7 separate regions of the Mus musculus genome follow, and regions 2, 3, 4, 5, 6 and 7 are each linked to region 1. The links are chromatin loops, found by intact Hi-C in ENCODE. Cell type or tissue: left cerebral cortex. All regions are shown on one strand. Links, peaks and the distances in the headings refer to the core of each region. The heading gives the core; the rest is flanking DNA. Region 1 holds the start of Nap1l1 (nucleosome assembly protein 1-like 1). Region 2 has its middle 41 kb from the start of Gm30145. Region 3 overlaps Osbpl8 (oxysterol binding protein-like 8). Region 4 has its middle 3.7 kb from the start of Gm30145. Region 5 holds the start of Osbpl8 (oxysterol binding protein-like 8). Region 6 has its middle 4.4 kb from the start of Gm30095. Region 7 has its middle 17 kb from the start of Gm30145.

The links. Hi-C counts contacts between places; a loop is a spot of excess contacts. Peaks named below come from ENCODE experiments on the same cell type or tissue, not always from the same donor. Only the 100,000 strongest peaks of a DNase experiment are listed, where the experiment ranks them.
Region 2: a loop joins it to region 1, with 6 times the contacts of the local background. A loop is called at or near these places in 5 of 42 quality-filtered maps.
Region 3: it touches region 1 in a loop (3-fold over the local background); 12 of 42 quality-filtered maps call a loop at or near these places.
Region 4: a loop joins it to region 1, with 4 times the contacts of the local background. A loop is called at or near these places in 4 of 42 quality-filtered maps.
Region 5: it touches region 1 in a loop (2.6-fold over the local background); 4 of 42 quality-filtered maps call a loop at or near these places.
Region 6: it touches region 1 in a loop (3.0-fold over the local background); 18 of 42 quality-filtered maps call a loop at or near these places.
Region 7: a loop joins it to region 1, with 6 times the contacts of the local background. A loop is called at or near these places in 5 of 42 quality-filtered maps.

What each region holds. Positions count from the first base shown.
Region 1 is chr10:111,470,630-111,474,957 of GRCm38, reverse strand. Nap1l1 (nucleosome assembly protein 1-like 1) reads right to left here and starts at 1,731. Exons shown (of 16, transcript NM_015781.5): 1 at 1,607-1,731. In left cerebral cortex, for the core only: a CTCF peak has its summit at 1,938; DNase peaks (open chromatin) are centred at 800, 1,190 and 1,815; H3K4me3 peaks cover 2,319 bases; H3K27ac peaks cover 2,146 bases.
Region 2 is chr10:111,417,196-111,421,523 of GRCm38, reverse strand. No RefSeq gene overlaps it. Among named protein-coding and RNA genes, the nearest start is that of Gm30145, 41 kb to the right of the region's middle. In left cerebral cortex, for the core only: no CTCF peak of the experiment used is centred there; DNase peaks (open chromatin) are centred at 1,264, 1,762 and 3,046; H3K4me3 peaks cover 912 bases; H3K27ac peaks cover 2,085 bases.
Region 3 is chr10:111,224,609-111,228,936 of GRCm38, reverse strand. Osbpl8 (oxysterol binding protein-like 8) reads right to left here. Exons shown (of 24, transcript NM_175489.3): 3 at 4,229-4,265. Among named protein-coding and RNA genes, the nearest start is that of Gm51266, 41 kb to the right of the region's middle. In left cerebral cortex, for the core only: CTCF peaks have their summits at 2,254 (motif pointing left) and 3,870 (motif pointing right); a DNase peak (open chromatin) is centred at 2,253.
Region 4 is chr10:111,379,795-111,384,122 of GRCm38, reverse strand. No RefSeq gene overlaps it. Among named protein-coding and RNA genes, the nearest start is that of Gm30145, 3.7 kb to the right of the region's middle. In left cerebral cortex, for the core only: no CTCF peak of the experiment used is centred there; DNase peaks (open chromatin) are centred at 1,415, 1,776 and 2,285; H3K4me3 peaks cover 318 bases; H3K27ac peaks cover 2,367 bases.
Region 5 is chr10:111,162,951-111,167,278 of GRCm38, reverse strand. It overlaps Osbpl8 (oxysterol binding protein-like 8), which reads right to left and starts at 2,477. Exons shown (of 24, transcript NM_175489.3): 1 at 2,083-2,477. In left cerebral cortex, for the core only: a CTCF peak has its summit at 2,457; DNase peaks (open chromatin) are centred at 1,614, 1,900, 2,087, 2,564 and 1 more place; H3K4me3 peaks cover 3,128 bases; H3K27ac peaks cover 2,345 bases.
Region 6 is chr10:111,316,575-111,320,902 of GRCm38, reverse strand. No RefSeq gene overlaps it. Among named protein-coding and RNA genes, the nearest start is that of Gm30095, 4.4 kb to the right of the region's middle. In left cerebral cortex, for the core only: a CTCF peak has its summit at 2,679; DNase peaks (open chromatin) are centred at 2,729 and 3,574; H3K27ac peaks cover 2,245 bases.
Region 7 is chr10:111,392,838-111,397,165 of GRCm38, reverse strand. No RefSeq gene overlaps it. Among named protein-coding and RNA genes, the nearest start is that of Gm30145, 17 kb to the right of the region's middle. In left cerebral cortex, for the core only: no CTCF peak of the experiment used is centred there; a DNase peak (open chromatin) is centred at 2,479; H3K27ac peaks cover 1,762 bases.

The DNA of each region.
Region 1 (4,328 bases), core at 222-4,221:
AGAAGAACATCTATTAAGTCAAGATTTGATGACAGATGTCTAAGTCCCCACTACTGCTAGATTAAATCCCTCCAATCCAGACTTAAAGTAGTTGTACAGTTTAAATCTGGGATAGACACTTCAACCATAAACAAGTCTGAAGATAAGAATTCCAAGACCACTGAAACCTCCCATTTACTGGTAGTTTTAAAATTAAAGGTGCACGCCTTTAATCCCAGCACTTGGGAGGCAGAGGCAGGTGGGTTTCTGAGTTCCAGGCCAGTTTGGTGTACAGAATGAGTTCTAGGACAGCCAGGGCTACACAGAAAAACCCTGTCTGGAAACCACCACCCCCACCCCATCCCGCCCCCCCCAAAAAAATCAAAAAACAAAAAAATGTAAATTTTAGGCACTCCTCTAATCCAAAGTATTCTTTGGATATTAAGTTTGGGAAGGTGTTTTGATGGCGTCTATTTTCAAAAGTGGTAAACTTTATGTTGGCTCTCCTGAAATTAGAGGTGTTGGGAAAGTCTTTAAAACGTTTCTCATTTTGGAATTTAGAGACAGGAGACAGTCTGAAGTAGTTAGCCCTGGAAGATAGCCTGTATGCCTGGTGCATCCTTTTAGTCTGGGAAGCCCTGCCCTCTGGACAGGACCTGTCTCCGCCCTCCCTCCGATGCCACTCCTGAGATCTTTACAGAAATGTGGCGCACTGAGCTTGGTCAGTATATTATTAATGCCTTGTTCCACCCCATGGTCCTTCCACTTCATCCCTAGTGAGAATTCTGGGGGGAGGGAGGGGGTGCTGCCTGAAGGGAAGAACCACGCTGTTGGTCTATTAAACTCGAACCCCACTCCCCACCCCCAACAAGCCAGCCCTTCTTAGTTTTCGTCTCAGAACCATCTGGAGGTTTAAGGAGACTAGGATTAAGTCTCTCCACACAAATATACCCCGGCCACGTTACCCATCGAAGTTCTAACTGTACCTGTGAGACACAAAACAAGATCTTTTGTTAAAAAAAAAAAAAAAAAAAAATAGCTAGGCTGAACGCTTTGCACGTGTTAACCCCTTATAACCCTGGCGGTGGAGGCTGCTCGCCCCTCCATCCTCCCATCCGCTAGCACAGTTCCCTCCAGGAAGACCCAGGGAGCCGGTGAGACCGTGGCGGGACTGGTACTCGTGGCGACCCCTCCTCCTCCTCCAACTCCGACGGAGGTGTCGGGTGGGCCCCGGCAGGGGTCTCCGGCCGCCCGCGGCGCGGTCCCCACGTGCCCCGGCTCCTGCGCGCCGAGGCCGCGCGGCCTGCACAGCCCCTCCCTGCGGGCGGAACTCGCGCGGCCACCGTTCCTTCCATGTCCCCCATCCCCGCGGCCCGCCTCGCCGGGGTTGCCCTCGCGGTGGGCTCCACCGAGGCAGAGGCGGCCGGGCGACCCAGGGCGCCCCGCGGCGTGGCCTCCTCCTCCTCCTCCGCTCTCCCGCGGCCTCGCCGTCCCGCGCGCCCCGCAGCCGCCGGCGCTCCCCGGGGTCCCTCAGGCCGCATGGCCGCTCCGGAGCGCTCACCCCGCGGCCTCAGCCCGACACCTCGCAGGCCCCCGCCACCCGGCCCTCCCGGCCCCCAGCCGTTACCGTTCCAGGAGGCTCGGACGCGGAGCCGGGCGGCGGGAGCTGCGCAGGCAGTGACTCAGGGCGGCGGCAGCGGCGGCGGCGGGAGGAGCAGGAGGCGGCGCCGCGAGCAGATGGCGCTAAAAAAGACCCGAGAGCCCGCCGCTCGCGCTCATATACAATTAGCGTCAGCACGTAGGGCTGCTCCGACGCCCTCCCCCTGGCCTCGGCGTTGCGTAGCAACGGGAGCGGGAGGCGGGCCTGGGCCTTGTTGCCTGGTTACAGAGCCGTCCTTCTTCCCCGGCACCTTAGGCTTCCCGCCTGTGGCGGTCTTGTGCTCGCCATCTCTTCTCCCTTCTACGCTGCGATGGAAATCCCAATCCCACAGCGACGACCCATAGGTCCCGCTCCTGGTTCTCCTTGCCCGCCTGGGTTAGGGACACAGCCTAGTGGCAGGCTTGCAGTATCCTGGCTAGGATTCCCATCCGCATCCAGACCTAATCCCAGCACGCCTCTCCCCTCTCCCCACCCCCTTCTCCTCTGAAACCATTTTCCCACTCTAGCTGAGAACTAACAACTCTTTTCTTGTGACCACCGCGGCAGCGTCTTCGGCTGGTTTTGCTTCTAACTCGGGGCGCCTCTACGCCTTTTAGGGTGTTCCACATCACGTTTACCTGATACACAACCCTTCATCTCTGCTTTAGTTCATTTGATGGAAGTAAAGAGCGTATTTTTGCGTATTACTGCTTTATAATGAAAATAATCAGCATACCAATTTTTCATCTTCCTGAAAAAGTAAATCAACCCTTAAGCTCATGAAATCTTGCAGCTATTTTTCAGTTGACTACAAATCACCTGTTCTGTTAACTATGTTTGGTGCTTTGGGGTTTTGTTTTTTAGGTAGGGCCACAGTGAGGCCCTGCAGGTATCAGATTTTAAATCTTTCAGAGAGTGGCTATGTGCCACAATTTGAGATCGTCAAATCAAACAGCTGTGCTCCAAGTGTGGTCTTTATGGTGGGAGGTTAATCTGTCTATAATACTAAGGCACTGTCTACATTTTACATTCCCATCCTCCCACAAGCCTTCACTGGAGTCTTCCAGACACTACAAGTCGTGAGATAGGGCAACATTGGAAATACAAACAGACAGACAGGAGAATCTGGTTATCTGTTGTGAAATCAGGCATGGAAGAACTTGGCAAAAAGTAGTATGTGCATACAAAAGGCTATGTGCTAGTATTTTAGTGAAAGAATAACTACTCTTTGAGTCCTTTGGATGTAGCTCATTTGGTAAGAGTGCCTGCCTAAGATGCATGAAGGCCCCAGGTTCAAACCACAGCATCACATAGCCCACACATGGCTTCATTTCTGGAGTTGCACCCCTGCAGAGATAGAGGCACAGGGATAAGGAATTTAGGGTCATAGAGAGTTCCAGGTCAGCGCGGAATATTTAAGGCCCTGTAGCAGAAAAAAAAAAAAAATCACTGTTAATTTCCAACAAGATAACTATCAGTATCTGGAATGCACACAAAGGTCTCTGGGGGAAAGTGGAGTGTGGTGTCACACACCAGTTAAGCCAGAACTCTGGAGATAAAGACAGGAGGATTTTCAACTCTACTGCAGCCTGGCTACGTAGTGAGACCCTATCTTAAAGCTAAGCAAAGCTTTTGGACTTGTCAAAGGTTTTTTGGGGGCTTGCTTATTGGTTTGTTTGTTTTTAAAGGAAAGATCCTGGGACATCTATTAGTTTCCCTGAAACTTTAAAATGTCTGTAATTAGCATTAGTCAAGTTGTTCAAGGTCACATGGGAAATCTAGGATCGAATCCAGAACTGTTCAAATGATCACCTCCTTTTGCCAAGTCATGGAATTCACGTTTCGGAAAAAAAAATGTCAAGCCCAGGCCTCCATCATGAAATGAGTTGTGTGGCAGCCAATATCAATACAGCAGCACCTAGGAGAAAAACCTGGGTGTGTCTGTGAGGGCGTCTCTAACTTGTGCTCGTTGAAGTGGGAAGTTCCTCTTTTGGGTTGGTGACATCCATGCATGGGCTGTCTTGAACTGAATAGGAAAGAGAACGCAAGCGGAACACCAACATGAACTGCCTTTTAGCTCTTGATTAGATGCAATGTGGTGAGTGTCACCATGTTGTCCCCGATGGGAAAGACAGATTGCACCCTCCAACTCTGAGCCACGGCAAATCCTTCCTTCCTAACGTTCTCTCAATTAGGCATGCTTTCACCGCCATTTAAAAAAGGAAAGCAAGTTGGGACCGAGTATTTTGTCAATTGAATCCAAACTTACTCATAACTCACTCTTTTTTGGGTATCAAACCACCTCTGTTCTAAGCGTCACTCTCTATTTGTCATTTGCTTGCGGAGACAGGACCTCGCTATGGGACTCTAGCTGTCCTAGAACTTAACTCCCTATGTAGAGCAGAGATCAGTAGGCCTGTGCCTCCCCAGTGCTAGGATTAAAGGCATGAGCTGCCACACATGGTTTAAAATCAGCTCTTAGTAATGAAAACCAAAAACAAAACAAAAGATCTTTACTTAGTTATACAATCAGTATTGCATTCCTTATTGTTGTATTATGGCCAAAAACAAAAAGGAAAAGAAAAAAGAAAATGGTGTTGATACTATAAATGGTTTGATAAAGTGTCAAAAACCATTCTGTTTTTCGTTCCTTCCAAAAGGTGAGTTAAGTCACCCCCACCCGCCAGCATCAACCCTTTTAAAGAATTCC
Region 2 (4,328 bases), core at 106-4,105, 53 kb after region 1:
CATTGGTTAAGAGCCCTTCCAGTAGACCCGGGTTCAGCATACACACGGAGCTCACCATCACCTGGAACCTCAGGCTCTGAACCTCTGATGGGCCTTTCTGGCCTCCAGGCATACCTTATGAATGTGGTGCACAGACACGCCTGCAGGATGCATGCAGGTAGACACTAAACATTAAAAGAAAAGAATTGGAAGGAACTGTAGGGTTAGTATTTTTCCTAAGCTCTGCCCTACAGTTTCCTGGCAACAGTCAGGTGTGCCTGACTCACTATAAAAGGGGCTGCTTGATCTCTTGCCTTCTTGCTCCTGCTCTGTCCTCACCCCTTCCCCCCTCTCCTCATTCCCTGTCTCTCTCTCTCCATGTGCTCATGGCCCGCCTCCTCTTCTCTCTCTGTCTCTGTCTCTGTCTCACACACACACCACACACACACTCTCATTTCTCTGCCTCTACGCTACTACACCCTTAATTCCCCTCCCCATACCCTGAATAAACTCTATTCTATACTGTACCATCATGTGCCTGGTCCCTCAGGGGGAAGGGATGCCTCAGCATGGGCCCTGGAGGCACCCCTTCCCCCCCCCCCCACCTGACTACACCTCCACCAATATTTCTTCTCTCGTTATCTTTTTATAAATACAACATGTAGTTACATTGATCCGTGCACTAAATTAATACAGGAAGCAGTGGGCCCAGGTGATTCCCCAGAGACAAACAAAACAACACAAAACCAAGATCCAGGGTGTTAGGTGCAGTGCCCAGGATTCTGCACTGAAGTTCTGTGTTAGTAACTTGCTCTTTGCAAAGTTTAGATTTTTTTCAAAGCACATAATCTAGTGAGGTATGTCCAATGCAAACATATCACTTTAAAGGTGAAGTACTGCAGGCCTCTTATGGGTGGTGGCTTGCTGAGTGGCACAGGAGTAGAGCTGAGGGCAGAACTCCAGTCTTAATTTCTTAGGTCAGTATTCTTTGGGATACAGCCTCTGGACTTAGGTAAGGCAGCTTTTGCCATTCATAAGATAAGGTACACTGTTTCCTTTTTATGCAAAATAGAAAACAGGAAGGTGAAAAATTATCGTTTTGCACTTGCAAAATTGCTCCAGTGGATTTGAGATCTGGCTCCACACGGGCTAGCTTTTGAGGAGACAGTGAGAAATGCAGCCACTTCCTTGGTGTGGAAGAGAAGCGGGGGACACTCAGTGGAGGGACTGCTCAGTTTGGGTCCCCTGATTGTAGAGAAGCAGCCAGCAAATGCAGCGTCTTGCGTTGTTGATTGGTTAACAGCTCTCCTTGGACCGAGGAAAAGCCCCGCTTAAGATTCACAAGTTGGAAATCCTTCCGCTAAAATAAATTGTCTCGGCATTTTTTTTTAAAGGGGGGGAAAAAAAAGAAGACGGTTCTCAAAGCAGTTAGCGTTTATATGGTGCATAGCTGGAAATAATTATACGATAATCAAAGAATCTGGGTTGCCTGCAAATCATGTGCAAATCACAGAGGCAAGGGGCTTCAGGAAAGCAAGGGACCGTTCTGAATCTCAAAAAAAGACCACAGGGCAGAGGGACGCTGGAGGATCCCCTGGCTTCCTTCCGTTCAGTGGTAAAACAACAGCACCGAGAACTTTAGCAGGTCCTGCAATTCCCTGCCTCCCACGCAGGAGCCCCTTCTAATTAGGGCATTCCTCCCACTGCTTAATTAAATGCCTTCTTGGAGCAGCTTCAGATCTGACAGGGACAAATAATCGCTCCTTCCTCGGCTCAGGATGTATGTAGGTAATCTCGCTCCAGCTAACAAAAACTGGCCCGAAAACAGCAACGGAACCGTGAAGGGTTTTGGATACTGGGTAAGGCCTGGTCAGTGATGCCCAAGTGTGAAATGAACAGGAGGTATGAGCTCTGAGCATGCCACTGTTATGCTGGGCAATGTGACATGTTAGGATAGACTGTGTTAGGAGACAGCCACAACGATTCGGTGCTCAAGTGTATACAATGTTCTAGTTTCTTTCGGGATTCTTTATGTCTCCATTAGCAGCAGCTCAGGAAGAAAACGCCTGGGGTGGGGGTGGGACTGATTGGGGCTGAGACTCATGTGTGTTCACACACTCCACGTCTGTGACTCGTGACTCCGTGATCTTTGCTGGATGAAAACTGGGGCCATTTGTTATCTTATCTGCAGAGGGGATGGTGGGAAAGAAAGATAAAGGATTTTGAAAGTACTTTTCCAGCCCTAATGTTGGCTTATTTTACAGCTAAAATCTATACCCCATTAATTGGATTATTTAACTCCCCCCACACACACACCAACATCCAGTGGATTTTACAATGATGAGGTGTCTGTGGTCTGATATCCTGTAGTAAGGAGTAGGGTGTCCTGACTACTACCAGGAGTGGCGATTCAGGAAAGGATAAACTGTGGTGCAAGAAGGTCTGAGTGCTACAACTTAAACAATGCAATTCCTTCTTCATGTGAAAGAGTATCCACTGCAGGAAATCCAGAGCTGGCCCTGTGACATTATAAAGCCTTCAGAAGAAGCTCCATTGTGTTTGACAGTAAACCTCAAGCATACCATATGGCTGCTGGGGTGCCAACCATTACATCTGTATTCCAAGAACAAGAAGACACAGAGCACCTCTTTTTTTTTGAGATATACTTTTTTTTTATTAGATATTTCCTTCGTTTACGTTTCAAATGCTATTCCCAAAGCCCCCCCATACCCTCCCACTGCCCTGCTCCCCAAGCCAACCACTCCCACTTCCTGGCCCTGGCACAGAGCACCTCTTTTGACTAGGGAAAGTTGTTCTCTCTCTGGGCACACTCCTGCTGCTAAGACAAAAGGGAAGATGGGTGCCAGGCAGCTTAGCAGCTCTGTCACAGTCAGTGTCTTGGCAAGATTCCTTTGTTGAAGGTCACTTTCCTTCCCTAGCCCTGTGCATCCTTCTCTGAGAGGATGAAGACAGATGCCTGTTTCCCACACCCTGAGTCAAAGAGGGGAACTGTATTATTTCTGAGTACCCCACAGACCATCTTCCCATGTAGAAGTCACCAAAAAGCTTACTGCAGATGATGCCATGGAAAAGTGGTATTTTTAAAAGCTCTTATAAGAATTTTTCAATTTTGTCTAGGAAATAAACTAATTGCTGCCTTCCCTAAAACATCCCCAAACTGTTTTTAATGGCTTTCTCGCTATAAATAAGTTGCAGTGCTTAGCAACCAGGAACAGAGGGGAGACATATAAAGCTCTTTGTTTTTAAGATAACAGCTCTTCCCAGGGCTTGCATTAGGTGAAGGGACCTCACTTCCTGACACTGTTTTTCTGTTGTTAAGAAATGCTGTATTTCTCATTGGTCTTGGTTTGTTTTTAAATTCTAATCAAAACAAAATAAAACACGCATGGATTTTAAGAAGTTAAGATTAGCCGGGTGTGGTGGCGCACGCCTTTAATCCCAGCACTTGGGAGGCAGAGGCAGGCAGATTTCTGAGTTCAAGGCCAGCCTGGTCTACAAAGTGAGTTCCAGGACAGCCAGAGCTATACAGAGAAACCCTGTCTCGAAAAACCAAAAAAAAAAAAAAAAAGTTACGATTAGTTCATAGAAGAAATACTGTGTTGGTTGGGGTTTGTATGGCTGTAATGAAACATCATGACCTAGAAGCAAGTTGGGGAGGAAAGGGTTTAGTCAGCTTACACTTCCACATTGCTGTTCATCATCAAAGCAAGTCAGGACTCAAGCAGGGCAGGAACCCGGAGGCAGGAGCTGTTACAGAGGCCATGGAGGGGTATTGCTTACTGGCTTGCTCCCCATAGTTTGCTCGCTCAGGACTACCAGCCCAGAGATGGCATGGAGGCCAGGGACAACAGGTTGTCACTCGCAGAAGAGCTGAGCACAGAGTGGGATCCTCCGGGGAGTGAGGGAAAAGGGCAGGAGGAGAGCTCTGGCAGGTTACCGTGGGGAGGAAAGTCCTTGGCTTGCTCAGGAGGCTAGCTTGGTTTGGCTGACTTGGCTGCCTTGGTTGGCAGCCATGGCTGAGAGCGTAGGGAGGCCTTCTGGCAGGAGGTTAGATGCGTGGCTCTTTAGAGGGAAACCTGCTCCATTGCTCCAGCATGGTGGATCCCGATGAAAAGAGGCAGTCCATGGTTTTGAGGTGTTTATTGTAGAAAGGCAGAGAGAGGGGGGAGAGTAGAGAAGTAGAGGGCAGCCATGGCCATGTGGAGAGAGGGGGGAAGGGGATGGGGAGAGAAGGGGAGCTGTTGCGTTCAACTCGACCAGCAAGGAAAACGCAACCACCGGTTCTTCTTCTTCTTCTTTTTTTTTTTTTTTGGTTTTTCGAGACAGGG
Region 3 (4,328 bases), core at 165-4,164, 250 kb after region 1:
AGAGATGGAGAAGTGATGCCAGCCCTTTGGAGGAGCCTAAGATGTTTGAGATGCCAGAGTCATGGTCTATCTGCTAAGAAAAGCTGCTAACAGGGAGTGGTACCAGCCCAGGAGAAAGAAGTTTGTTGCAGTTAACAAAGATGAAACAGGAGCTGGATATCTGAAGACTGCTTTGACATCAGACATGGAGACGCAGAGTTTGGAGTTTTTAGCTGGTTTCCTGTCTTGCTTTGGACATTACAGTTAAATGACTGAATCTCAGAGAGACTGAACTTTGGACTTTTAACATTGTTGAGACTGCTATAGACCATGGGGACTTTGGAAGTTGGACTAAATGTATTTTTGCATTATGCTATGGTTAGGTATGGTCATCATAGATTCATATGTTTGGACAAGCCTATAAGGGCCAGGGGTGAAATGTGATGGTTTGTATATGCTCAGCCTATGGAGTAGCTCTATTAGAAGATGTGGCCCTGTTGGAGGAGGTCCGTCACTATGGGCATGGGCTTTAAGATACTCATCCTAGCTGCCTGGAAGCCAGTATTCTGCTAGCAGCCTTCAGATGAAGATGTAGAACTCTCAGCCCTTCTTGCACCATGTCTGCCTAGATGCTGCCATGTTCCCTGAACCTGTAAGCCAGCCCAATTAGATGTTGTTCTTGTAAGAGTTGCCTTGGTCATGGTGTCTATTTACAGCAGTAAAACCCTAACTAAGACAATGCTTTGCAGAAACCAAACAAAGTAAAACAAAAACAAAATTCAAAGAGCTTAAATACTCACCAATTAAAAAATAAAACAGAGGAGGTAAGAAGTACTAGAGAGATGGCTCAGTAGTTACAAGCACTAGCTCTCTTCAGAGGCCCCGGCTTTAGATTCCCATGCCCACATGGCAACTACAACCATCTACAACTTCAGCTCCAGGGGGTCCAGCACCCTCATCTGACTTCTGCTGGCACTAGGTACAGAGCATGCACACTCATAAACACAGCAACAATAATAATTCTAAAACGAAACAAACTAAATGTGTTATCCAAGGATGGTGTACATCATTAATCCCAGTACTCCAAGGGCAGAGGCAAGGAGATCTCTGTTAGTTCAGGAGCAGCCTACTCCTCACAGTAGGTTCTAGCCAAGCTGGTCCTACACAGTGACTCTGTCTCATAAAAATAAAATAATAAAGTGGGTTAATAAATTGTGACACAAGCATAAGCTACAATAGCATATGCCGTCTGCTTCTGGGTCAAACAGCATGCGTGAGTCACAGAAACAGAACATCAACTATGAAAAGCCAGTTCCCAACATATTACATACACTCCGGTACAGTGCTTAAAAACCAGTGTTGACAGGGCATGTGCTTAGCATGTGTGAGAGGGGGGTTCTGGATTTAAATTTTAGTATCAGAAAAAAAAATGTGTAAGAAATAAAAAGCAAGCCAAGCTCAACAGTAAAGGCACCTGCCACCCAGTGTGATGAGCCACATTCAGGACCCACATAGTGGGACAAGAAAACTGATATACACAAATCGTCCTCTGACCTCCAAATGCATACTGTGACCACATGGACGCTAACACACACACACATACACACACACCCTGAGATACATATGTAATTTTAAAAATTTAAAATTTAAAAACAAATCCTTACCCCTTCTCAAGCAAAAAAAAAAATCAAAAAATAAAAGATTAAAAAACCCACAACATAGTCATCATGTCTAGGGAGAGCCACAAGCTAGAGAAAAGGAAGCGATTACAGCATGTTTGTGCATTTCGTTAGTACACACAGGCATGTGTTTAAGTAACTCCACTACATACACAGGAAAACAGTTCTGCCCACCTTTCCGTCCCAGTGTTTACGTGCTTCTCCAAAGAAGAGCCCAAAGTGGAGAGACCTCATGTGCTCCTGCCGGTCTGGCATTACAGGCCTGTGTCTCCATGCCCAGCTCTCAAGCAACCTCTTTTTCAGACTGCTTTACAGTAAGACAGAGAGCCCATCTTCCTGTGTGTTTTGTCTCAACTAGTTCATAAACATTTCTCTTCATAACACAAATTAGTAGTGCCCTACAGGAAGTCTATAACAGTGCAATATCTGAACAGAGCTTAAAAAGTACAATGACTTTGTTGTTGTGTGTTTACACTGGCACAACTGATAACTATTTGCTAAATAAGTGAAAAGCTATTTGGCAAAGGAATCATTGTGGCAGCACAGCTTCTTAACAAGTGACTCACCTGCCAATGGTGACACTACAGTGCCCCCTGCTGGCTCCACTTATAGTGCATGCAGCTGCTGGGCAGCTTCTCCCACTGAACAGCAAGCACACTGGCATAACATAACAGTTGCTAACAGTTACTGTGCCAGGTAACCGATCACCCTCCCTACACCCTCAGCAACTCGTCAAACTTTAAAGGCGTTTGCAACTTCTGGCATTTCTCTTCTGCTGCATGGAAGCTAACATAAGATACCTAGGTAATCTGCAAGTCCGCCTGACTGCCCTGAAGATTTGAGCCTTTCTTATATAAAATTAAGGTACTAGTAAGATTTAGTGATATCTGTAAGGCGTTTTAAGATTTAAAAATATTCTTGGAATAATAAAAAATGTGTACAAAGAGATTTATGTTCTTCTACTTTTGTTTTCCACTACCTGGTAATATTGCGTGTAATATGTATCATATTGTAAGAACGAACTGCTGTGAGTTAAAAGAAATAGTGTATTACTTTAAATTAGCTTTCTATAAAAAATTAAATATTCTTTCTAATTTATTTGAGAGAAAAAACTAACACAGACCAAAGATATATATACACAGATATACATATATATTAATTATAGAAATTATGGCTTTGTTACGTGACCATGTAACCACATTCATGTCACCATTTGCCCTCTCTTTAGAACAGCACCTGAAACCTCATTATGAAGAACTTTTGCCATTATCTTGCTCATTCCCTTTCTTTGAATCCCCCCCAAATGAGGCCCAGAGCACAGAGATGGCTTGCAACAGTGAGGTGACTACTAAATATAAATACAAACTTTGAAATTAGTTTCAAATGTGTCTGTCATTCAATAAAAATCAAAACCTCTGTTCAATTTATGATGGAATAAAATTGTAATTACTCTGTTAGGCTTTGCTCTCAGTGCTTAGCATAGTACTAGCAGTCCTCAGTGGACCGTGCTTCTGCAGAGCCGAGCTTCAGGCTTACCCTGGAGGATCAGGGTTTAATGAACTGATCTCGGAAGCACTGTTCAGTTCAGTGCTGCTATGATTTCTAATGTCAGCTGCTCCCGTCACTGTCTAAATGGACTAAAACCATCTGAGGTGGCATGTTTTATTTGCTGTGCTTATTCAAAAGCCACCACAATGTCCATCCCTATCCAGAAAACAACAACAAAACCAGCAAAATCTGTTACAGTAAATTGAATATAATTTATCTTAAAGGGTTTCTAGATCTCTAAAATAAAACATGCTTTCATAAAAAGCTCCAAAATACAAACAAAAATGACAATCCAATTACTCTATTAAAATTCTATAAATGAAAACACTTTCTCAGTTTCAAAAGGCAGTAAATAGGTCCCTTTTTTTAAGAAGGAGGTCTTACTAAATATTGAATTAGCTTCTAACTTAGTGGTTTCTCAACTTTCCTAATGCTTCCAAAATACAGTTTCTCGTGTTGTGGTGACACTGGCCATAAAATTATTTTTTCTTTTTAAACCTATTTTTTTAAAAAAGATTTATTTATTTGTTTGTTTGTTTGTTTATTTATTTATTTATTTATTTATTTATTTATTTATTTATATGAGTACATCGTTCCTGTCTTCAGATACACCAGAAGAGGGCATCAGATGGTTGTGAGCCACCATGTGGTTGCTGGGAACTGAACTCAGGCCCTCTGGAAGAGCAGTTAGGGCTCTTAACCTCTGAGCCATCTCTCCAGCCCCCATAAAATTATTTTCATTGCTACTTCATGAGTGTAATCTTGCTACTGTCCTGAATCTTATGTAAAGCTCTTGCTTTCCGGAGCGTGAAGGGGTGGTCTGGCCCTGCAGGGTGCAAGCCACTGCTCTGGATGACTGTGATTAGGTACAGACTCTGTGGCTCACACAGATCATAGCAGCAGGTGAACACTGGTCACTGAGCATCTCACAAGCAAAACTGAAACACTATTTTTCATTTGTAAGTAACACCAACAATATTATTGCGTCCTTAAAACATGACATTCCAACGTTAGCTACTTACTTGATGGCCCAAGGACATCTTTGCTATCACCAAGAAGCTTTTAAGGCAGAGGAATTGAGCAGCAAACACACACAATCCAAACCAGGGAGAAGCAAACACC
Region 4 (4,328 bases), core at 267-4,266, 91 kb after region 1:
ATGACAAACTGGAAGAGATGCAGGTGAGCTTTCCAAGAATGGGAAGGTCTATTAGATACATATCAGCAGGGGACTGATAGGTTTTGTGTGTGAACTTGACACAAACTAGAGTCATCAGAGAGGAAGGAGCCTCGATTGAGGAAATGCCTCCATGAGATCCAGTTAAAAGGCATTTTCTCAATTAGTGACCAATGAGGCAGAGTCCAGTCTATTGTGGGCTGTACCATCCCTCGGATGGTAGTCCTGGGTTCTAGAAGAAAGCAGGCCTGAGCAAGTCATGGGAAGCAATCCAGTAAGCAGCATCCCTCATGGCCTCTGCATCAGCTCTCTGGCCTCCAGGTTCCTGCCCTGCCCATGTTCTAGTCCTGACTTCTTCCAATGACAGACTATGATCTGCATGTGTAAGCTGAAAAAGCCCTTTCCTCTTCAACTTGTTTGGTTTTTGGTCATGGTATTTTGGCCCGGTAATAAAAACCCTAACTAAGATAAGCATATCAAAGCAAAGCAAAAACAACCTTAGTGCTCTGCGGATGGTAAACTCCTGGACCAATCATAGCTGTTTCAAAAGCTGAAGCAGGAAATCATGAACTAGAGGCCAGCCTGGTCTATCAAGCAGGTTTCAGGCCAGCTTGAGATGTCAATCAGTCAATGAATCAATCATTCAATCAATCCTTAGACACAGAAGTGCTACAGTCTCCTGTTCTTTCTTCCTTTTTGGGTGTGTTGGGGCGACGGGGTATAGGGAAATAGGGAAAGCTTTTTTTTTTATTTTTTAAATTCCTGAACCTGGATGTTTCATTTGGAACAGTAGGTGATAATGATGGTGATGATACACACACACACACACACACACACACACACACACACACACACACAGAGTGATTCACTGACCCCTAAACTCCAACTGGTCATGTTGCATATTTTTGGTTAAATATTTATGATCTGTGTGTGTGTAAGAGACAGAGAGACAATGTGTGTATGTGTACGAAGCATGTGTGTTTATGATGTATGTGCATGGTTGTGCACATATCTATGACACTGTTTGTGTACATGTCAGAGGACATTTCACTTGATGAAAGAGATTTTTCTCTTGTTTCTACTGGGACTACAGGAATTCAACCAACATGCCCAGTTTATGGGCTCTGGGGATGAACCAGGGCTTCATATATGCTGCTAGGCAAACACTCTACCAATTCTACATATCCAGCCAAGAAAAATGCTTTAAAGATAAGTGTACACACACACACACACACACACACACACCAGCAAGAATGACACCAGGAACAAGTCTTGTCAAGACATATAGCATGGCTCTCTCTTGATAATCTCAGAGCCTGTATCCACCCACTGTCTTTTCCTTAATAAGCCACAGCTTTTCTTGACAAGGACTCTCCCTGCAGCTTAAGCCAAGATCCTGGCTGTATCAGAATAGAAGTCTTTGGACCCCCCCAGGCAGCTGACAGCGAGGGGCAGTGCCTTCCTCTGGCAGTGAATTTCCCCTGGAAGGGGCTGCTTACCCCATCAGTTGCAGCAAAGCCTGGCCTTTCCCTATTTGCTGCTTTTAATGCCACCCTCCCTACATTGTGACAATTAAATGTCTCCACCTATTATCTCTGTGCTCCAGTGGGAGGGTGAAGGTTGGCAAAAGTACTCCCTGTCTGAACACACCCCTACTCAATGGAAGACACCCCAGTCACCCCTTCCCCCTCCCCTCCTCCTCTCTGTTATGCAGCCCAGGCTGGCTTCCCTCACTTCAGCCTCCCAGAGAGCCTCGGACTACACATGTGTGCCACCACGCCTGGAAGAAGAACTATTTCTAAATCTGGGACAAGAGTCCCCTGGCAGGAGGAGGAGGAGGAAAGCCACCTTCCAGACAAATGCCCTAAAATCTTTTCACCAGAGGTAGTCGGTGCCTAAGGATTCCCGTCCAGTCTGCGGTCGTGAATCTCCGCTTCAGAGAAGCCCTTGGTTTTTGATGTTTTGCTCTTTCTCTTTTAGGTGTTTCTCACTTCTTTACTGGAAGTACTTGAAAAGCTCCTACTGTACTGATGTAGAGAGAAGAGGATTGCTGTATTTTTGGTACTCAGCAGGGCCATGGCCTGAGACAGAGGCAGATGGGAACCTAGGGAAGATGACGGAATAGGTCCCCGACCGCTCCACGCTCAGTGCTGGCCTGCTTCACAGCGGCAGCTGGCATCCAGCTAGAGAGCGCGTGCGCAGTAATCTGTCTGAACTTTCAGATCTGGGTTCTTTAAAACAAAGAGTGTATTTAGAGTGCCCACGTAGTACATGCGTGTGTGTGCGTGTGTGTGTGTGTCCACATGTCACAGTGTGCAGGCGGTGTCAGAGGACAACTTGTGGGATCAGTTCTCGCCCTCTCCCATGGGTGCTCGGTATTTAATTGACAGCAAGCGCCTCTGTAGGCTGAACCATCCTGCCAGCCCATTTCTGAGGATTCTTTTTTTCTTTTTTCTTTCTAAATAAAGCAAAGCGAACAGAGGAGCTTAGGAGAAATCATGGGATGTTTAAAAAACTTAGTTATATTTGCTTCTGCACCTTTCAGGCAGGCGGTCTGGAATTCTTCTCCATAGGAAATCCATCCCTTTCTTGTTTCCTCTTGAGGACCCTATGAGGAAATAGCTTAGCAATTGAATATGAGCTTAAAAAACTTACAAAGCACGGAACCTTCTCTCTCTTCCTCAATGAAGCACTTGTACCTCATGAACTCCCACAGCAGCCAAATTGAGGGGAGAGAAGGAAGATGTTCTTTTATAATCAGTGCTTAAAATATTTGGGTTAGGGCTGGAGAGATGGCTCAGCAGTTAAGAGCACTGATTGTTCTTCCGAAGGTCCTGAGTTCAAATCCCAGCAACCACATGGTGGCTCACAACCATCTGTAATGAGATCTGATGCCCTCTTCTTACATATAATAATATATATAATAATAAGAGCGAGTAGGGCCTGATTGAGCAGAGGTCCTGAGTTCAATTCCCAGCAACCACATGAAGGCTCACAACAACCATCTGTCCAGCTACAGTGTACTCATATGCATAAAATAAATAAATAAATCTTTACAAAAATATTTGGGTTAATGTACTTTGTGTGTGCTAACCGTTCTCATTGAAAAGCTGACTTCCTAGGACGGCTGGGTTTCTCCTCCCCTCTCTTCCCAGGATTGGGGTGTCTATGGAAGGGATAGATTGTTCCTTAGTGGCACTGGAAGGCTGGTGTGCTGTCTATGTGTCCGTGTTCCTTGTGACAGCTGTCTAGCCCATCCGTTTGGTGTGGCAGGTTGGTACCCCCTGGGATGCGAGAGGATGGTGATTCTGCTCATTCGTGCATCCTGCTGGCAGTGACTGTAAAGTCTATAGTTGTGTTCTTTTGGCTTGGTGAAGATGTCCTTTCTGACCCCACGGCAGCTATACTCTACAGAATATAATTCTTTAATAATAGGGCTGAAACATTGAAATCATTCCTTGATCTGTGGGTTGCAGGGTGGATATTATTATATTTTCAGGTACAGATACAGTCTCTCCATGCAGTTCCATTCTGACCAGGAAAATTATCAACGAGCAGTATATATTTTAAAAAGAATCTCCTATCGCCCCGATTTTCAAATATCTCTATCTCTATATATGCCTGAAATACCCAGTAATCCATGCTGCTGTGTCCGACAGGCTGTCTCCACACCTGGCCACTCTTTCCAGAAAGCACAGGCAGGGTAAGTGTAACAACATTCTTCAGGGTCCCAGAACTGTCATCAGAGCACCTAGTGAGTAGCCTTGGCTTCATCTTTCGGTGACCAGCGGTGTCAGCCCTGAGCAGGAGGCAGCCCTGGCGTTTTGAAGGCCAGGCTTTGCCTTCTCCTATCCAACCACCACAATGTGATAGAAGGCTGTTTTCCGGATACGGAAGACCATTCCTGCTGACCGGATCTTCTGGAGAGCAGGCTGCAGCTTTTTGACACAACCTTTCACCTCCATGTTTCTGAAGGAACACTTTCACTCTCCTCCGGCAACTGTTCCTTAAACAGCTTGACAGTAAACCCTGTCACCGGCTTTCTGTCCTTCTCACTTTCTTCGTTCATCTTTCTCACTAGGGGGTCATCACTTCCAGCTGTTCATTTAGAGTAAGAAACGTGTGATTACTCCTCTTACCTGAAACCTAGAACACACTGTAGAGTTGATAACTGGCCTGATTTCAAAACCCTGTGTCTGGGAGAGAAGAGAGGCCTGAGGACGGGGTGGGGTGGGGTGGGGGTGGTGGGGGTGGGGGGGGGTTGGGGGGGACACGGGTCAGGGTGGAACAGTCGGAGCTCACACAGATTT
Region 5 (4,328 bases), core at 165-4,164, 310 kb after region 1:
TAAATATCAATTCCTTGTCTAGGTTATCGATCGTTGATGGATTAGTAATTACCCAAACCAGATTGAAATATACTAAGACCACTCAATGTTTAGCTAAAACTTGCAATTTGTCCTTTAAAAACAAACATCTTTGTGTAATGGCACATTATGTAAGTCATAATTGTACCACTATTTCCAAAGTAAGATGAAAGAAAACATCTTTTCAAAGGATTGCATGGGTATCTCCAAAGCATATTTTTAACTCTCAATTCCAAAGTGAATTCAGAAGCAAAAACCATTTTACCAAATATCTAAATCTTATGAATGTGTTAAGAAACATTTCTTAGCTCCAAAAATGTAACAAAAGCTAGGCACAGTGGAATACATGTGGAAGTCGGGAGGCTGAGGCAGGAGGATTTTGCCATGCCGGAGCTACATAATGAATACCATGGCCAGCTAGGCAACACAGCAAAACCCTATCTCAGAAAAGAAAAGCAACACATAAAAATGACAATTCTAAATGAACAGACAGACCATTTGCACAGACCACACATTCAGTAATGAGCACAACTCAATGCAAGGAGCAAACCATGTCCAGGTTTAATTAAACAGCATTTCTAGGCACCTCTGTGATCTCTGGGGCTCAAACTGTTCACATGGAATTTGACCGCAACAACGTAATCTCCATAATTAAAGAGCTTTAGGAAGGTCTTAAATTTCATCTATCCCCTTTGCTAACACTTTGAACAAGCACACTGCAGTCATTCTTGCTACCAAAAGACAGAGTACATACTTGCTACCCAAAAGAAAGAGCAACATGTTAGAAATTAGTTGGTCTTTTAATAGAGTGCATTTTAAATTGCATGGCCTTTCCCTTCCTTTTATAAAACCTGTTTTTATAAAACCAGCATTTTAATAATCTCACTGCAAAACAGGTTCTAGCAAGCACAGCAACTGATCCCAGTCTCTCGGCATGATCAAATTTAGATGAAACCCCAGGGGAAGAGAGAGCGTAACAAGCAATTTACCTATACCTCAATTGTTCTCTGGAATTCTTCAAGAGGCAAAAACTATTTTAAATGGTTATCTTGAAAGACCTTTAATTGCACTAATTTGGGGCTGCACTAATTTGAGGTTGTTTACAGTGAAATTACTTTGAAGAATTCCCTGCTAACCCAAGGTATTCTAATACTACTGTTACTTAAGTCTTCCAGCAGCAAAAAGGCACAAACTTCATTAAGTTATTGAAAGCAGATATGCTATCGTCAGATAAGTGTTCCCATCTGTTTAGAGACGAACCCAAGTTAACTTATTTCAGACGGCATTTAGTTAAAATGAAATTAGGTTATGTTTCACGACGCAGATGTCGCTCACAAAGAAGTGTTAAATGACTTTAGTGAATGGAAAATCTGCATCTACTGTTGCTTCGCATCAGCCGGTCTTGAGTGGGTTGCTCAATGAAGCAAAAGCATGCTCCATATGAAACTCCCTGGAACCTGATTACACTCTCCACAGCTTAGCCGCAAACAAAACGTAAAAAAAAAAAAAAAAAAAGTGCAACGAAGACACCGCCTTTTCTCCAGTGTGGCAAGAAGGCCAACGGAGCTGAGGTTTAAGGAACACCGCGACAGTCTCTGCAAAGGCGGGTGCGGTCCGCCTGCGAGCGGCACAACCTCTTCAGGGGCTGTCACAGGAAAACCCCAAGCCTTGCCTTAACCGCCCGGGGCGACAAAGCGCCAGGTTTTCACCCCCTGCGCGGGGGGCTTCCGGCGAGCCCCGGCGTCGCCCTGTCAAACTTCGGGAGGGGCAGACACACTCGGGACCCGGAACGCCGCCGAGCCGCCCCCGCCCCCATCCCAGGTCCCCACTGGGCTTTGTACCGCTGCAGACGCACCTACCGCGGGCCCCAAAAAACACGCCACCCCCGCCAGCCCTGCCAATCTCCCTCTCAGAAGGGACAAAGGAGAGGCAGGAGGGGAACTCGCGGCGCGGGGTACCCACGAGTGCCCACAGCCCGAGCTCAGAACGTAGGACTGAGGGACTACAGTCACCCCAAAAGGCACGACTCCGCTGCTCCCCAACACCGGGCTGAGCGCCACTCACCGATGCGGAGCCCCAGAGGAGGCGGCCCGCAGGGAGCAGGCTTCCGTGGGATCACAGGGACGCCGGAGTCCGGGGCCTTAGTGTCCGGTGGGACCCCCCCTCCTCAACTTCTCTCGGCTGCGGTCGCCCGCGGGAACTGAGAGCCAGCCCGGACGGAGAGCACAGGCGAGCCGCGGCGGGGGCTCGGCCCGGAGCGGCGAGCGAACTCGGGCTCCTCCGCCCGCGGGCCAGGGCGGAACCTCTTCCTTCTCTACCGCTACCGCTCTCGGCGGTGGCCGAGTCGAACGCCGCTGCCGCCCCGGCTGCCGCTGCCGCTGCCGCTGCCGCTACCACCGCCGCCCAGCTGGGAGCGCGTCGCAGCAGAATGCTGTCATCCGCCCTGACACCGCCTTTCTGGGCGCCGCGAGCCGCCACCAGCCTTCACATCCCAAGGCCCGCCCCTCTCGCAGCCCCGCCCCCAGCCCGGGCCTGGGCCACGCCCCCTTCCCGTCACGTGACGCCGCAAGGAGGCGGTCCCCGGGTAGCTTCTGCTGGGCGGGCGCGCAGAGGCAGCTGCTGGCAGCTCGTGGTGATGGCGAGCTGTCATGTCACCTCCCCTCCGCTCCCCTCCCCGCCCTCGAGGTTCCCTCTCAGGAAGCCCTGGGGTGGAGGGCCGGCTACCCGCAGGTCTCTGAAGTGCTCGCTGGGCAGGACCCGCCTCCCGACCTCTGGCCGGGCCCACAGAGGAGGCTGCCAGGAGAAATTGGGGCTTGAGAAGCAGCCAGGAGTCCCTGCTGCCTAAGTTCCAATGACACGTTCACTGTGGTGTCTCATTAGCTGTTGGCCTCACAGGAGGTTTGAGATGTAGACTTCAGTCACGCTGGGATGAAAATAGCCTAGCAGGCTTTCTTGTTATTGTTCCTAGTCATGTTCAGAATCCTGGGTGCCAGCTTTTACAGTCATGAAGTTTTACAGTGAGGTTGGTGACGGTTTTAGCGACGTGGCAAGTTGATAGTACCTCTCAATTTGAACAGAAAGCCTAATTTAACTCTTCGGATTTTGTTGTTGTTGTTGTTGTTTTGTACCTCAACTCTTGGCTTTTTTTGTTTTTTGTTTTTTTAACCATGACCCCAGAAATCCCTCCCCATCCTGTGGAGAGGAAAGGGGCAGAACTCATCACTGGAAGAAAGCCAGTTACAATACAGAAGAAGAGAAAAGCGACCTAACAGTGCAGAAGGAGGAATGAGCTGCCTCTAACAAGGCCATTCTCTACGATAAAAATTCAATTCCTTATTCCTTTATCCTTCTACTCTGGAACCAAGAATTTTTTTTTTAACTTTACACAATTTCCATTACATTTCTTGACAGGAAATCAGATGACATTCTGATCGTTTGGATACTTAAGTAGGCCATAGGATTCTGCCTGTTACTGATGTATTTCATAGCAGCTCTAAAAAATTTGCAGACGTGGCCATTTTGTTGCCCAAAGAAAGAGCAATTTACTGCTCAGTTAAATAATGCCAGGCCGCTGATCTTTAAAACACATCTTGATGCAGCTATGTTAACATTTGAAAAACAATTAGATTTTGTCATGAAGGACTGTTCCAATGAGGGAAAGATTCTGCCACATTCTTCTGTTAAGAAACCTAAGAAATTATATTTGTATTTTACATAAACATAAGGGAAGTTTATTGTTTTCTTGTTTTGTTTGTTTTTCTTGCTTGATTGTTTTGTTTTGTTTTGTTTTTCAAAGAGACAGGGTTTCTCTGTGTAACCCTAGATGTCCTGGAACTCCTTCTGTAGGCTATGCTGGTCTCAAACTCACAGAGAGCTGCCTGGCTCTCTCCTTTCTGAGTGCTGAGGCAGTGCAAGGCAGGAAACATTGTTATGTGATGGCGGTAACGTTCCAGTTTATCAGCAGATTGAAATGTCACTTATCTGAAGCAATGCTGTTTTTTTCAGACTAACAAAAGCCAATGTCATTTTTTAATGAATTGGGTTTTAATGAGATATAATCTAAAAGATAAGAATGCATAATATCTAAACCAAGCAATAATCAGTTCGTGGGAGGCTGGAGAGATGAGGCAGTCAAGAGTACCTGTTCTTGCAGGTCCTGGTTTCTATTCCCAGCACCCATGTGCTGGCTGGTGGGTCCAGGAAATCCCACCTCTTCTGACCCCCTCAGGCACAGGGCATGCACATGCAAGCAAAACACCCGTACACATAAAATAAATCTTTTTTAAAAGTTACCTTGTGAGTAGCTGGCC
Region 6 (4,328 bases), core at 212-4,211, 150 kb after region 1:
CTTATTTTGCTCTAGATTCAAACATTTCAGTCCTTCATGGTGAAGAGGGTACCACAGAGTCACCATTAGGCAGACAGGAAGTACAGTGGTGCAGTAACAGGAAGTGCTGGTGCAGGAACAGGAAGCTGTGGTACAAAAGCAGGAAGGGCAGTGGTGCAGTACCAGGAAGTACTGGTGCAGGGACAGGAAGTACTGGTGCAGGGACAGAAAACAGCCAGTAAGGCAGGATAGACAGAGAGAGAAGGTTAGGGGGACATCATGTTATTTATTCTAGCATGTAGATATTTGCTATAATGGTTGCATATATAGAGATAATATTCTTTTTATACCCAGATGTTGGAATAAGAACATTAACACAACAGTGAATCATGTTTAATGCCTAAGTATGGTGGTCTTTCTACTTTCTCACCTGTAAACCTACAGTTTTCCTAGAAATCTCACCAGAACCCCTGTTTACAGTAAAGGTCGTGTCTTACCTGCCTTGTATAACATGTGACCCAAGAGTGTCATCTTCTCAGTTTATCGTCCTGAGGATCCTTACTAGCCACTTTCTACTCTCAAGAGGAAACAAGGGGGAAACGGTTTCTAGCAACCCACTGAGATATAACTGGACAGCCAAGACCATACCTAGGCCGATCAGTGAGCTACTTACAGACAGTTGTCCTTCGAGAAGCCCACTTTTTCTTTGAGAGCATCTCTTGTTACTGACCCTGCACTTAAATCTATGCTAAAAACTTCCTTTTAAGAAACCCAGCTCTACTTCATACTAGCTTGTTCTGAAATTCTCTTCTGTAGTGCAGTCAAGGGCAGGTTGCTGGTGGCATTTCTGGGTGACGTTTTGCTATACCACCAACACCATGACAAAATATTCTCCAAGGATGTGGATCTTGTGGCTTCCTCCAGTCAGGCCCCACTTTTCACAGTTTTATACCTCTTAAGTTTTTTTTTTTTTTTTAATTAAATCCATCAATGAGTCAAACCATTCATCATGTCAGAGTCCTCATGACCCAATTCCTTCTAGAAACTTCCTTACAGAAACATTCAGAATGTGCTTTGATAACTTTCTAGGCATTCTCGATCCAATCAAGATTAACCTGGTGTGTGTGTGTGTGTGTGTGTGTGAAGAATCCCTACACACAGAGCTCAGAGGTCTCCACAGTTGGAGTTCTCAGCATGCATTGCTTGTGAATCAGGAGAATTAATTCTGGCCAGAGAATGACTGATCTGGAGATAGACTTGAGAGATAAATTGCAAAGATTTCCTGAAAGTGAAAATTTAAGTTTTTTGGTTGACTGAGCAAAGCCATGGTCTCAATAAGTAGAAAGTGGAATTACTCTACCTGTGCATGACATATGTCATAGAACACAGTGAATGGGGTCTGCAAGGGGACAGGAACATGTCCTCCAGATAGTCCACAAACATTCCTCATGAGAAAAATTGGGCCAGTTCTTGGTCTTTTTCCATGAGAGAAGATGTTCCACACCCAAGAGAGATGTCGAAACAGCACTGGCCGAATAACATTCTCTTCAAGTCCTACCACCCCTGCCCCTCTACCCTTTGCTCCAAATGTGCAGGAATCAGTGGAATCCTGGGAGGCAGAAACAGAGAAGGGGGGAGAACGGGCTGCCCCCCACTTCCCAAACATAGGTTCTGAGCAGAGAAGAGAAGACATTTTTAATTAAGGGACTGAAAGTTTGATCTTAAATCTGTCTGGATTTCCCAATAACTATAAATAAAATTGTTTTGTTATCTGAAGTGATGGGTGAAGCAGGGGATCTGGCGGAGCTGCAATTGGGAGATAAGAGGGAAGAGAAACAAGAGAGGTTGAAACAGTGGAGGAAGAAAACCAAAGGATCCTCCTCAGGGCCGCCATCTTTAAGGCAGTGAGTGACCTTGGCAGTCTGCACACACTGCAAGGCGTGGGGACACCAGTAAGGGCTGTCCTGAGATAACTGAGACAAGACTGGGGCTCAGAGAAAGGCACCCTCATGCTGTACACTAGATGTCTACATCTCCACCCTGCTACATTTGCATCGTGCTCGCTGGCTCCTGTCGCACCATTTCCCCAAGCTTGCTCTCCTCCATTTCTAGGTAGTTCTTAAATTTTATTTTTGCTTTCTTAGATTCTGCAGGTAACTAACTGGAAGGCATTACCGGGTGGGGGTTTCTCCTCAACCCTTTTCTTCGCCAGAGAAACAAATCAGCCAAGAGGCACAAGTAAAGCTGAAATTAATTTAACCAACGTGACAGGACATTCCAGAGACAAGTAGGAGTGGGCTGACCTGAAAGGGGGCAGGTGGAGTAGAGTCTCTTTGGGTTCTGAATGGTTTCTTATTAAAGTTTATTAATATTTATGAAATACATGGCATATTTGTGGAAGTAAGGTGGCCTTTCCTCCTCCTGCTGCCCCAGATCATGATGGAGCCAATCTCCCTTTTAGAATTCTTCCTCCCGTGATCTTTTTCAAGACACGGAAAGGTAGGTACAGGGGTGGGGTGGGGTGGGTGGGTCAAAAATCACAGTGGAGATGACATTAGAACAGCTCCAGGCACTCTTGGGGGTACAGACCCTTTGCTAGTGCGAAGGTGATAGCTGAGAAAACCTCTGAGGTCTGGGATTCACACATAGCAGGAAAATCCTACAGGCAGATTCAACAGTGTTTAACCACAAGGGGAATTCTTAGCATCAGGAGACAGAGCTACCAGGACACAGCTGCAGTTTCCATGGTTACCTGTTACATAACGGCTTACTTAACAGGCCCCAAGGTGGTGCAGTATCTCTCTTAGCAAAATGCCTTCCACTTTGAACTTAGTTGTCAAAAATAGCAAAACTGTTTTCTCGTTAATGACTGAATGGTATTCAGTTGTGTATACACAGAACAATTTCTCGGTCGACTTACCTGTCAACTGCACGCAGATGCCGTGAATAGCACCAAACGTGGATACACTTAGGTGTTATTTCATTTCCTTTAGTCACATACCCAGAACAGGAGTGCTGGACCCACTGCTGATTTACTTTTAGTTTTGTGGGAACCACCCACGCTATTTTTTTTTCCAGAATGGGTGCATTAATTTCCTAATTTCTAAGTGTACAGATGCGGGGAGGTTCCTCTCTGTTTAATTCTGGCAGTCCAGTCTTGCCATGAAAGCCAGGCTTACTTCATCTTAAAACCCTCTCACCCTTAGCCTCTTACATGTCCCAGGCGTTCCGGGAACTTGATCACAGGTTCCCTTTCCTCCTCGTCTTCACCAGTCCTTCCTGAACTAATGAAACACTAGGACCAGAAGCAAACTGGGGAGGAAGGAACTGATCTGGCTTACATTTCCACAGCACTGTTCATTGTTGAAGGAATTCAGGACCGGAACTCACACAGGGCAGGAACTTGGAAGGAGGAGCTGATGCAGAAGGCATGGAGGGGTGCTGCTTAATGGATTGCTCCCCATGGCTTGCTCAGTCTGCTTTCTTATAGAACCCAGGGACACCAGCTCAGGGATGTTGCTACCCACAATGGGCTGGGCCCTCCCATATCAATCACTAATTAAAGAAATTCCCTACAGGCTTGCCTACAGCCCAATCTTATGGAGGCATTTCCTTAATTGGGGTTTCCTCCTCTCAGATGATTTTAGCTTGTGTCAACTTGATATAAAAATGAGCCAGCATGTGTCCCTTATTGTCATGTTCACGGCCACTCTGCCAGGTGATTTGCAATTCCTGGATCATAACAGATGTTATCACCCAGGAAAGCTCTACTTTTTCCTTCATGCCTTCTATCTTCTGAAAATTAGAATTTTAACCAATCGTCTGTTAAGAAATAAAATTCATCATCTATAACCACAGATGTTCCTAACTTGCACTGATAGAGTTTAAGGCAGTTTGCATACATTTAATATAAGACAATATGCTATATATAGTATACATTTATAATATGCTATATATTTAAGGGTATTCAATTAAGGAAAATACTGTGTGGGTTCTATTATTAAAATAACCCCCATGGACTCTTAAAGTCTAGATTGGGTCCACCGAGAAGCTGGTCTACAAGATCCTTGCTGACACAGTGGGTCCATAAGTAGTTTAGAGTTTCTATTATGTATCTTTTAAGGATTTGATCATTTGCTCTGAAGTTTAATGTAGTGGGGAAGATAAAACTAAGGAGGTAGTTAGAGACCTATTAAGCACTGGACTATATCCCCACTGCTGTGTGAAATCAGAAGAGGCTTGTGCCGGGTGTGGTGGCGCACGCCTTTAATCCCAGCACTCGAGAGGCAGAGGCAGGCAGATTTCTGAGTTCGAGGTCAGCCTGGTCTACAAAGTGAGCTCCAAGACAG
Region 7 (4,328 bases), core at 223-4,222, 78 kb after region 1:
TTTGCTTCTAGTGAGTTCACTGGTTCTCCACCGTCCCAGTGCTGTGAGCCTTTAATACACTTCCTCACGTGGTGACCCCCCAACCGTACAATTTTCATTGCTACTTCATCTTTGCAATTTTGTTACTGTTATGAATTGGAATGGAAATATCTGATATGAAGGCTATCTGATAGGTGGTCCCCGGAGAATCGATGCCTACTGGAAAAGCTGTTACTTTTCAGGAAAGCTGGACAGAAACACTTTGAAGGTGCACTATTGGGATAGTTCCCTGCGTTCACGGGAAAGGTAATGAATGAATTGTATCCCTGTTATTGCCAACAGCACTAAGAAAAACGTTGTGAGGCTCGATGAAGGCTTTTAGCTCAGTGTAATCTTCTCAGCTAAAGTCTCTTAGCTTTGAGGGGAAATGTATTATTAATTAAAGATGCTACCTAAAAGCATGTTCCAACCACTCACACCAACAGGCCAGCCTGTACCTTCCGAACCAGCCACAGATATTTTATGTTGGGGCCTTCCTTAGCACCTCTTTTTTGGTTCTTTGTTTTCTCTGTGATACAGTGGATTTATGAACACAGACAAAAAGCTGTTTCACACTCATGGTGTATTTTTTCCATTCATTTCTTTGGAATCTGAAATACAATTCCTTGTGTGCAATTTTATTTCTAATGTAGAGAAAGCAACATTTAGAGACAATAACAAGCTCACCACTTGGCTCTCAGGCTCCATTTAGGCGTTGCTGTTGCTTTGAGACGGAGTTCAGTATGTAGATTTTGTCTGGTCTAGAACTCTCTATGAGGATCAGGCTAGCCTTGAACTCACAGAGATCCACCTGACTCTCTCACCCAAAAGCCGGAATTAAAGGCATACACCACTACCGCTGGTGGTAATTTTGTTCTTTAGGTTTGCAGAAAGAGAAAGTGGAATTGGTTGCAGCTGCTATGGAAAGGGTAGTGGAAGGTGGTAGGGTGGAAAGCCGGGCTGTGGGTTGAGCGTATGTAGCTGCAGGAACAGTTGTGTTCCTCGGCTACAGTTACTGCTCAGTTTCACCAACCATCAATCCTTCCTACTTCGCCTTTTACCCCAAAGCAGTCAGTGGTAGCATTCATACGGGAAACAGCCGTTGCGACTTTCGAAGATGTCACTGTTGTGAGGACTCTCTTGAGCATGCCTTGGTCTTGTTTGAGGTAGTGTTCGTCTCTGAAGATGTGCAGCTGGGACAGCCCCCATGTTCTATCCTCAGCACTAGCATCCAGGCAACATCCGTGGTGTACAATGCTCCATGGGTCCTTCTGTCCCCTTCAGTGCTGTCACAGTGAAACCCATTTTTAAATAAATAAATGATTGAAACAAATAAACAACCAAGTGAATATCAGCATGCACACAGGTCTTCGAAGGATGCTTAACATGCAGAACATCAACGAAATAGCTCATGCCTTGCTCGGCAAGCATCAGGACAGTGACCGCAGCTCTCTTGGATGCGATCGCGGGTACAGAACTGGTACCAGCAGTGTAAAGGTTCAGCTATCCTGGTAGTTTAGAATGCTTTACTCTTGTGACCCTGAATGCTTTTGTTAGAGGATGGGACAAACAGGTATGGGTCTCAAATGACAATATCCCTATCCTCAGATCTTAAGCTACCTGAGAAGACTCGGATTCTGTACTAGGCATGGCTGTTCTTGGCCAGACTCTTTCTCTCCAGCGGTTTCCACCTGGATCTTCTTTTCCTCACCAAGCCTTGGTGTTCTTTCATGCAAAGAGAGGTAATGAAAGTGCCTAGCTTGAATGGCCCTTGTGGAAATGGATATGTTATAAGCAGTGGTATGGTACGCAGCCTTTAGCAGAGGGGGCTGGAAAACATTAGTAGTTATTATGTACTTATATCTCACACAGAGTAACTGACTTCTCTTTCTCACTATTCATCACAAAAGACCACACTCAAGAACCCGGCAAATTGCAAGTCACGGTGACACACGATTATCTGAGATTACCTTCAAAAATGTCTCCACGGAAGTTGGATCAGTGCAGACACAAGTCCTTTGATTGGTACAGACACAAGTCCTTTGCTCTCTGTCCCTATAGCTATCCCTTCTGTTCCCCCTTTTGTGTCACCGGGCTTTCTTGTCAACCTCGGTAACCCACTGAACACAGCAACTGATAGGTACCCCTGTTGCCTCGGAGATACTTGATGGCGTTGCGTGCTTGTTTCTTTGTACTTGCTGCCAAGCTGAAGAATGATCATCACTACCCTTGGTTCTGTGCCGGCTTTGGTATCTATAAATATGAGAAAAGGCATAGAGAAGATTTGGGAGAAAGTCATGATTTTAGAATATGTGACGATCGAGCTTGCAGGTGACAGAAAAATCTCTTCCGGTGGGTAGGATGGCTGTCGATGAAGATTAGCAAGGAACACACTCAGAGGCACAGTAACCAAGCCTGAGAAATACCCTGTCCATAAGCTCTTGAAGGTATCCAACACTCCCACCCACCCCACCGCCACCTCCGCACAAGCTCTAGAACCTAGGCGAGGAGGAATTTACAGAACCCAGATGACTCTGAGACGAGCCATCACCTCCCACTCCAGCTCTGACTTCAGGTCCCAAGAATAGCAATGGGATGGAGTCCTAGTATAATTCCGGACTTTAGATTGGCTTACCTAACCCGAGTTTTGTCTTGCTCTGAGCAGTGCCCAGCTCTCCGAGGTAGGACCAGGATCCTCCTTGTGATCTCTAGTCACTTGTCTGAGACTCTACGTCATGACGAAACTCTCTGACGTCAACTGCCGTTTGGCACAGACTCCGGGTCCTTGTATCTTTCTTCCTCACCTGAACCCTGCCTCTTCGGGACTGCTGTCGATGACCCTCGTTATCAGTTCACCCATCCTACTCACCAGAGCTGGGTTTAGCCAGCCTGGCAGAAAACCCATTCTCAAGTCTGACTCAGCTCTTAGTTAACGAGTACTTATGGCTCCCTGCTCCTCTCAAATGTTCTTGCCAGTGTCTACCAAGTGTCTCCATAGACAAAAGTCTTCACGACAATCTATCATGTACTGTATGATAAGTATCAGCACTTGATAAGCCAGAAATCAAGTTACCCATAGGGAGCAAGTGGCTGGATAAGAACATAGAGTAACCACAGAAATCAGGAAACACAATGGACCAAAGGTTGGGAAGAGGAATTGTAGGCTACTGTGGTGGATTAGATATGCTTAGTTCAGGGACTATTAGGAGGTGTGGCCTTGTTGGAGGAAGTGTGTCATTGTGGGTATGGGCTTTAAGGCTCTCCTCCTAGCTGCCTGGAAGCCAGTCTTCTCTTAGAGGCCTTCAGATGAAGAGGTTGAACTCTCAGATCCTCCTGCACCATGCCTGCCTGGGCACCAGCATGGCTCCCAATGGACTGAGCCTTTGAACCTGTAAGCCAGTCCCAATTAAATATTATCCTTGTAAGAGTTGCTTTGGTCATGGTGTCTGCTCGCAGCAGTAAAACCCTAATTCAGACAGAAACAGATTATGTAAAGTGGGAAATGGAATAACAGGGAGGGAGCTCCAACTGGGAGAGAAGCAAAAGACATCAATCAATCCAAAAGGAGAAGGGACAAGGGACACATCACACCAAGGTTGTTTGAGAAAGATTCAAGGAATCACATTATTTATGTTTACCTAAAATTATATGTAATATATAAATACATTATATATAGTGCATATATACATCATCTAAATTTATATATATATGGAAATTAAGCCACTTCTTGTGGGGAGTATAGTCCCCACAAGAGTCACAGACTAATAAAAACTCAAAGACCAGTCACCTCCATTTGAATGGTTGGCCAAGGTAGTTCAAGTGACTCCAATAATAATAATAACAATATGTATTTTAATAATTTATTATTAATAATAAACTGTTACTTTAGCTCTTGATTGCCTCTCAGGGGTTGAAGGTGGGCCCCTATTGTTGAAGACACTGGACTCTTGGACACAGAACTTAGATGGTTCTAGCTGAATCTGATCTGAAAGTCTCTTTCCTGTAGTCTAGCTTCTACAGTTCCAAAAATACTATGCAAACTGCCAAGTGAAGGAAGGAAACAAGTCTGACTAATTGAACTTAAGGCCCACTCAACAGGGGAGAAGTCATTCCTGGTACTGGAAACCCAGCTTCCTGGGGACCAGTGAGGTCATAGACCATAGAAAATAACTGACCACCACCACCTTGCTAGACTAGCATAAGCACTTACTACAATCTCCATCTTATCCTTATACTGTATCCATATGCTTTCCAGCAAATGGAGATGGTCTAAGGGTTATTATTGCTGTGATGAAACACCACAACCCAAG